Linked DNA regions of Homo sapiens: region 2 is linked to region 1. Evidence: chromatin contacts called from ENCODE Hi-C or POLR2A ChIA-PET data. All regions are on one chromosome and are shown on one strand. The core of a region is the stretch at or near the end of the contact, and the rest is flanking DNA. Distances in the headings are between cores, read along the strand shown.

Region 1 (3,809 bases), core at 16-2,515:
TTATCTTGATCATTGTTGTGTAGTTTTGTAAGATACTAACATTCGAAGAATCTGGGTGAAGGATGTACAGGAATTCTTTGTATTAATTTTCAACCTTTTAATAAGACAAATTATTTCAAGATGAAAATTATTTTACAAATCAAAGATAGTGTTAATGATAGCTTCCTTAGACCTCTCCATCCTCCCATATTCTAAGAAAGGCCATTTATATGTTACCTCCAGTTCTGTCCACAGACATCAATGCATGGCTTCAGGAAAAGTGGGCCAAGTGCAATGCTGAACAGGAAGGAAACAGTTTGAGTCTGAAGCACAAGGTTCCTACTGTGCTGAATCAGTGTGGTAGAGGCTATTAAAATGCCATCTTTTCCTACCTCCCACTCCTCTCCTTCTTCTGCCTTCATACCCTACATCCCAGACCGCTTTTAATCCTATTGGGAGGGTATACAGAGAGAAATAAAGAAAAAATAATAATGAATGGCTGTGTTCTTTGGCACATGAATAGCAGTTTCCCTTTCGGGACTTCAAGAATAAAAAATGAGAGGCTTTAAATCTTGCTAACTTGTGCAAGAATGTGCGCGTGTGTATATGTGTGTGTGCGTAGGTAAAAATGTAAATGACCACTATGGAAAGAACAATGCTAGCTTTTAAAATCTACTAAAGTAAAAGAAATAATTATTCCTGAATAAGGTATGTCAAACACCAGTGGGAAGAAAGAAGAGCGGGTTATTTTGTTTAGAGCTGGATGAATTAGGAAAATCCCTTTTTACAGCTAACTCAGAGATGAGCTGTTGTTGCCAAGATGTGGTTTATCAAACATCTAGGCTATCTCACAGGATGTGAGTTGGTTTAGCTTTGTAAAATAGCTCTATTTTTATTTTAGCCAAATCTCTACAAGACTCTCAGTCAGCTCCCTCCCCCACCAGAATGAAACAGCAACAACAGCAGTGAAACCTGACTGAAACAGCAGAGTAAATGTTGGCCAGAAGCCTGCTGTGATCCAGCCTGGCTTTTAGAAGGAGTCTCTCTCAGTTTGATTCATTGCTTCTCACAAGCCAGCTCCAGACTGCTTTTCTTGAGATAAAATAAGTTGTAGAAGTATAAAGGGAATGTTGCCACTGGTAATTCTTTTTACTTAAGATAATAAAAAGCACATAAAATTTCCATGCTCATATTTGACTCCTTTCCGGGTCTCCCTTCCTGATTCTAACACACTGTGGAAATGGTGCAAGGAAAAAAAAGCCACAGACAGAGTAGTCGGTATGATTTCAGACCACATGACTCATTACTTGTGCTTCTTTCTGGAGCAGTCTGTTTTCTGTGAGCTGGCTTCACTCTGGTTAATCACTTAGCATGGTGAGATTTCACCTGGTTGCCCCTCTGGTGGCTCAGACGGGGCCTGGGGCATCACTGAATTTATACTGAAAATCAGATGGGCATCTGAACAACTCCCACAAAACACACACACACACACACACACACACACACACACACATTTAATCAGCATCAAGTAGTGCAGTTTCCTTTCTAAGTGATGGGAGCTGCTGGCTGTTGTTTTTGGCTTGAGGCCGCATAGACCAGCCAGCCGTTGTGTAAGCATGGTCTGTCTGAATTGCTTTGGGGCTGTCTTCTTAGAAATCTTCTTGCTGTTCATTATTTTGCCAGCAAGCCATAACTATTACTTTTTTTTTAGATTCCTCAATCTATGTTTTCTCTACTGTAAGATAGTAAAATGTAGAGAATCAGGGAGCCCTATAAATCTTGAAGATTTTTTTTGTCTTAATTTCTTTAATTTGAGATTGGCATTTAAAACCATTGTAGAACTTGTGAACTTGCTAAGTTTAAACTACAATTTGGAGTAGGGAGTAATAACCAAACTGTTCTTCTCATGTTGTTTTAAAAGCTTCTGGTGTATATGCCTTTTTATTTTTTACTCATCATACAGTCTATTCAGAAAAATAAAAAAAAAAAAACCTTAAGTAGCTCTTGGCAGAAGGTCAAAACCAGCATTTCAGGGAAGGTATTTAAAAGTCTTTTAAGTGTGGGCTATTTGTATAAGCAATATCTGCACGTTTCTTATGACTGGGAAGGACTATTTTCACAGTCTTTCATGGAAATATTTCTAGACAATTTTCTGCGGCTCTTTTCCCTGAGCTCATTTATTTGCTTTTGCTTCAGAACACAGCATTTTAATGAGCAGTTTTATGAGCCTAACCTGCGTTCTGCAAGCTCCACATGACTGGATTCCTGTTGCACATAACCTTTGCCCTATTTTCCATTAAAACACAAGACTTTCCTATAATCAACTGTATACTATGACCTTGGAGGAAAAAAATGCAACAGATAGTTTAGTCTACTATTTAGTCTACTTTAGCACACTAAAATTGATTTTTTTAAAAAAATTAGTTGTTTCCTTATAATTTTTAAAAGTGTACATATTAGTATTTTCATCACAAATTTATTTTGTAAGATGCCTAATTCAATATTACCATATCCCTCTGGGTAAATAACTCATTTAGCTATCTTTATAATCCACTGAGGGATGTACAAAGGTAAGATGAACCCCAAATCAATTTGGAATTATGAACATTCAAAACAAAATAAAATGCAAAGTTTTCTATCTCCACTTGGTCTTACATATAATAATAGGTGTCAGGAAGTTCCTTCTTATAGCAAAGCTAAATCATCATCTGATGCATTTTGACTCCTCTTTGTGCTTTAATTCAAATGTAAAACAACTATTTTTCACTTTATAGATAGTATCCTACTATTTTTATATAGAATAACTTTCTCTTGTATACCCTGAGACATCCAAATTTGTTTACTTTTACTTCCAGTATTTTAATCCGTTTTCTTAATATCTGCTAAATATTCAAGCTCTCCCTTTCATTTGAGCAGTAGAGCCTCAGGCAAAATGCAGAGCCCCTGCAAGGGTCTAACAAGTGCTAAGAACAATGGAGCTATTGTTGTGTAACACACCCAGCTCCCCTCTGGATCATGCATTCCAGCCATGTTTGCCTTTTAAAACTACACTATGGATTTAAGGTAGTCTGCGGTTGCTTGTAACACCTTTGCTCTTTTTCTGCCCTGCTTACTTTAGCCAATCTGTCCTCATCTTATAATTCTGTTTACATTTTCTTCTTAGGACAAGGAAGGCACTCTTTAAAACAGAGTGCAGTAAGTTTAGGGCAAATGAAAGGAAATCTACTTCACATAGCAGGTTATAAACTTGTGGAACTCATTAGTCCCAAAAGGTGGGACTGGCAGGAAATGTAAATGAATTCAGAAATCTTTTAGCCAGATTTATGAATGAGAGCCACAAATGGCTACTAAGAAAACTGGGGCTATACCTGACTTTTACAACAGAAGTCAGAGAACAGCTTTGAGCTCCCGCACAGGATGACTCTTGAGACTTATTGGGGTGGCTGACCTTGGGTCTGGCCCACTATGGGATTTCCTGAGCATCCTGTGTCCCTTCTGCACTTGTTCTCGTTTCACTGGGTCTCAGAAAGAACCAGTAAGGCTTATGTGGGAGGGGCAACTTTCTTTTTAAAGTAGAGACTAGAAGAAAGCTTCGTAACTTCTCCTTTCCCGTTCAACCATTTGCCTACCTTAGTGCCAATTATGACGGTCAGGGAATGGTGATGTCTGTCTAGTAGAAACTAGCTGAGATCACATTTGAATGTTAAAACATAGATACTTTCTTTTACGCTAAGTCAGACACTTCTTTTTCCTGGGAATTTTCAGGCCTGAGACCATAAATAGCATTTTTATTTCATCCTGTACTCTATCCTCAGTAGAACCTTCAATCA
Region 2 (3,969 bases), core at 334-2,833, 340 kb after region 1:
AATTAGGGGGAAGAATGAAGTGTTTAACGTTAGAAACAGTGAGTTTCAGTATGTAGTGAGGGCCATATCCAGTTTAGGAGTGAGTGCAGTTGGTTTGGTTCTGAGCACACTGAGTTTGAGGTCCAGGGGTACTTTAACAGGGAGGTGTTCTGTGAAATTGGTAGGACTGACACACAGGAGAGATGTCAGGGCCAGAGAGGCAATTGGGGAATTACCTGTATGTTTGAAGATTTGAGAGGTGATGGAGAAACATGTGGAGTGACAAGAGCAAAAAAGGTTGAGGATAGAGCCTTGGATTATACCTGATTGGTGAATGGAAAGAGGATGTAAAACCAATGAAAAAGAAAGATTAACACATGCCATAGAAAAATTGTGACAATATAGGCTCTTGCATGCCAAGGCAGATTAAATTTTGGAAGGAAAACATGGTGATGAGTGCCTACGGCTAATGAGAGATAGGAGCATGAGGGCTCTGATTTGGGGACCAGGAACCACTGGGAACATTGGAGACAATTGTTTCATTGAGGTGATGTGGACTGGAACTAAGTGCCTACATACAGGGAGTGATTCAGTGGTGACAAAACAGGGGAGATGAGGACAGATAACCTTTCAAAAAATATAGGCAGGAAATGAAAGAGAAAAAGAACTCCAGAGTTGATGTCAGAGTTTCATATGCCAGTGAAACAAACTTCAGAGCTCCTCACTACTCTGGGCCTGGAAGGCCGTGAATTTTGTGATGATACCATAAATGGTATTCATCAGCTTTTTAAAAATGTGCAATTTGTTATGATTTCTCTTCTTATTCTAAATAAATGCTCACATTGGTACCTAATTTTGTATTTGTAATTTGTAATATTCTTTTTTCTAAAAGATGCCACCAAAATTGTTTAAGTTTTAGGTTGCCTAAACCTGAATACTCTCTGGCAAGGATGTATGTTACAGATTCATCAGTAAGGGAATTTCTTCTCTCCTGTCCTCTCAGGCCCAAGAAAAGTTTTGGTAGAGATGAATTCCAACTCTACCAGTGAACATGCTAGCATGCTGGTCTTGACTAAGCAGATACAGCAGTTATATCACTCTGAAAGTTGAAAGGGTACTTTATTTTGGCTCCTTCCAGTTTAGGCCTTTCCTCCTTTCCTTTAACCTCCCATTAGCACAAATTGGTTGATCCAGAAGGTACTCTGGAAAATACCTTTGGAGTGGTATTTGGTGATCCTTCGGGTTCTTTGTCAACTTGAGGTTCTTTATTTGTTTCAAAGAGCAGGCCTTCAAGGTATCTGTGCCCAGATGGGGGAAGGTGGCAGGAAGGCAATGGTGACAAGGAAGAGTGACTAGTTCTGAGGGAGGATAAGGACAGGGGACAGCATAGGAGGTTTGGTCCAGATGAGGGGTCAGAGGTGAGGTAACTGGGTTTTCTGGGGTGGCCAAGAACACAGGCCAGGACTGATAGGATGAGGGAAGAGTTAAAGCTGTACCTGGGAGGATACATAAGAGAGAGAGAGCATGGAAGGTGAGGTAGTGTCAGGGGTGAGTGTGTCTGCCTCAGAGATGCCTCCGGAGAAATTCTCTCACAGGAAGCCTTGTCTGATCACTGACTCATTGTGTGGCCGGCTTTTCCTGTGCTTCAGTTTCCCCTCTGTAGATGAGAAGCACCGCAGAGGGCTACAGAAAGGAAAGTCTAAGAAAAACAGAACACAGCACTGGTAGTATAGAAATTCTTCTATGGTTCCTATGGTAATAATCCTTAGCTGAAGATAAAAAAAAAAAGTGAGCAAAATACATGTCCACTTTGTTAGATATATTGCAAATTGAGATCTTTATCTTCCAGGGGATTGTCACTAAAAGAGATAATTTTCTCAAGAAAACTCCAAGTTTCAGGGTCCTCAGTTTGCCATTGACATGCAGAAGTTGAATTAGGCACAATTTTTGTAGTAAGGAAAGAAATGGTAAACAAATATTAGGTCATTTATTCAAAATAACATGTACTGAGTGCTCACTATGTGCCAGTGTCCCCACTTTATAATAGTTGCTAAGACTTCAAAGCTGGAAAGGGTATATTTAGCCTTATACGAGTATGGCAGAGAGAAAGGAATTGCAGCTATTTACAGTTGCATGAGCTACAGGCTCTACTCCAGAGGCATGTGCCAGGTGCTCTGAGTGATCCCAAAAAAGAGCCCTGAACAGAGCGGACATAAGCCAGAGTTTCACAAAGACAAGTTTCACAAAGAAACTGACGTGTGGGCTGGGCTCTGGAAGTGTTAAATGAGAAGGGGCCGAGTAGCAAAATGAAGGGTGGGAGGACATGGGAGGAGGATTTTCCACTTTGGCAGGAAACCTCAAGTCAGACTATTTGAGTAACAATTCCTTAGAAACTGACAATATGTTGATACATCTTCATATGTCTTGGGAACATTTTCTAGACCCTTGTCCCCACTGGAGCCCCAACACACATTTCTATTTAACTCACTCCTTTGTCCAAAAGCATTCAGTAGCTTCACAATGATTATGAAAATGATCCAAACCCCTCTTCTGGAATATGATGCCCTGCCTGATTTTGACCCGTCTTGAGCAGCTCTTCTCTTCACCCACTTGATTTTTATCGCTCATTATGTGACTGGCTACTTCTCATTCTCCAGGTTTCCATGTAAATTTCCTCTCCCCGAAGAGGACTTGACTGACCTGCTTATCTAAGTAGGCTCCTCATACTCCATCCTGATTTTTCTATATTATTGTATACTATAAGTAAAATATTTGTTGGATAAATTGAATGTTGATTGAAATAATAGTAATACAGCATTTACTGAATTCTTACTATATGCAATTCAGTATACTATAAGACAACCATATTGTACCAACACTATGCTTACTTCTTTATAAACATTGCCTCATTTTGTTCTTACAATAAACTTGTGAAATAAGTACTAGTATTATTATTCCTATTGTACAGAAGAAGAAACTGAAACTTAAGAGAGGCCAAGCAAATTAGCCCAGGAAACACAGCTGGCGATAGAGTAACAGGCTTAGAAATCAGAAAATCTAACCTCAGAGTCTACCCTTTTAAACATATCTACTTAAATCATTTTAAATATTGCCTTTTGAATGTGTATGACAGCGCAAAATCTCAGCAAATGATTATCACGTTTATTTCAGATCAGCCTGTGTTCTATAAATTTGTAAGTGATCAGACTCATTAATCTAGATTTTTTTTACTACAGTTCATGTTATCATTCATGTAATCAATTGATATTTTGTCCTTTAGCAAAAGGAAAACATGAAGTTAGTTCACTCCTTTCTACTCTTCAAATTTTTCTTATCACATAATTGATGTAATACCTATGCGAGTGCATTCAGTAGAGAATTCCAAGGCAGTGCACCTCAACATGTATGAACATTTTGGTTTATAAGAATCATCTCTGGGTCTTATTAAAATGCAGTTTCTGGTTCAGTTGGCCTAGGATGGGACCTGAGATACTGCACTTCTAGTAAGTTCCAGTTGAGGCTAATACTGCTAGTTGGGGACCACACTTTGAGTAGCAAGGTTTTAAAGGATAAGAGTAATGTAGAGCCTGGGTTTTTCCTTCTTTCCCCACCAGGGGAAATAACATTCTACCAGCTGGCCATCTGAAGACAGACCTTGGTGGAGACTGAGGATGAGGATATGCAATTATACTAGAATTAAATCCCCAGGAGATTAGGGTCCTTTTCTGCATGTTCCCCATTCCTGGCACAGAGTCAGAGCTTAATAATTATTGAAGGAAGAGAATCTGTTCTTTCTTAGAAAAGTAAATAATAGTTCATAACAACATTCTGTCATGTATTCCCAGTCCTGTGGCTACAGTGGAATCCACATATCAAGGTAAATTCCTTTTTTGCACAGTAACTTGTATGAAGGGGATGGCAGGCAATGCTTACGTGGGAACACAGAGGGAAAATGGGGTCCTAAGCCTTATACTTTGATGAATAGTCAAG

What was found. Hi-C counts contacts between places; a loop is a spot of excess contacts on that map. ChIA-PET counts read pairs that join two places held with the same protein, here RNA polymerase II (POLR2A). Pooled maps may share reads with other maps.
Region 2: a map of natural killer cell shows a loop between it and region 1 (3-fold over the local background). The contact joins two enhancer-like sites. A Hi-C loop is called at or near these places in 1 of 168 maps with a recorded cell type or tissue (natural killer cell) and 8 of 50 pooled maps. POLR2A ChIA-PET finds 5 or more read pairs at or near these places in 1 of 52 experiments (activated CD4-positive, alpha-beta T cell).

The regions. Positions count from the first base shown.
Region 1 is chr1:172,357,671-172,361,479 of GRCh38, forward strand. The region is part of intron 17 of DNM3 (dynamin 3); the gene reads left to right. Among named protein-coding and RNA genes, the nearest start is that of C1orf105, 61 kb to the right of the region's middle. RefSeq lists enhancers at 1,144-1,223, 2,704-3,330. Within about 2 kb of position 1,266, at least 36 of the 41 ENCODE cell types and tissues checked have a DNase peak (open chromatin) inside an H3K27ac peak, as active enhancers do; they include natural killer cell, where a contact is called at or near this core.
Region 2 is chr1:172,697,793-172,701,761 of GRCh38, forward strand. No RefSeq gene overlaps it. Among named protein-coding and RNA genes, the nearest start is that of FASLG, 41 kb to the left of the region's middle. Within about 2 kb of position 1,584, at least 7 of the 41 ENCODE cell types and tissues checked have a DNase peak (open chromatin) inside an H3K27ac peak, as active enhancers do; they include natural killer cell, where a contact is called at or near this core.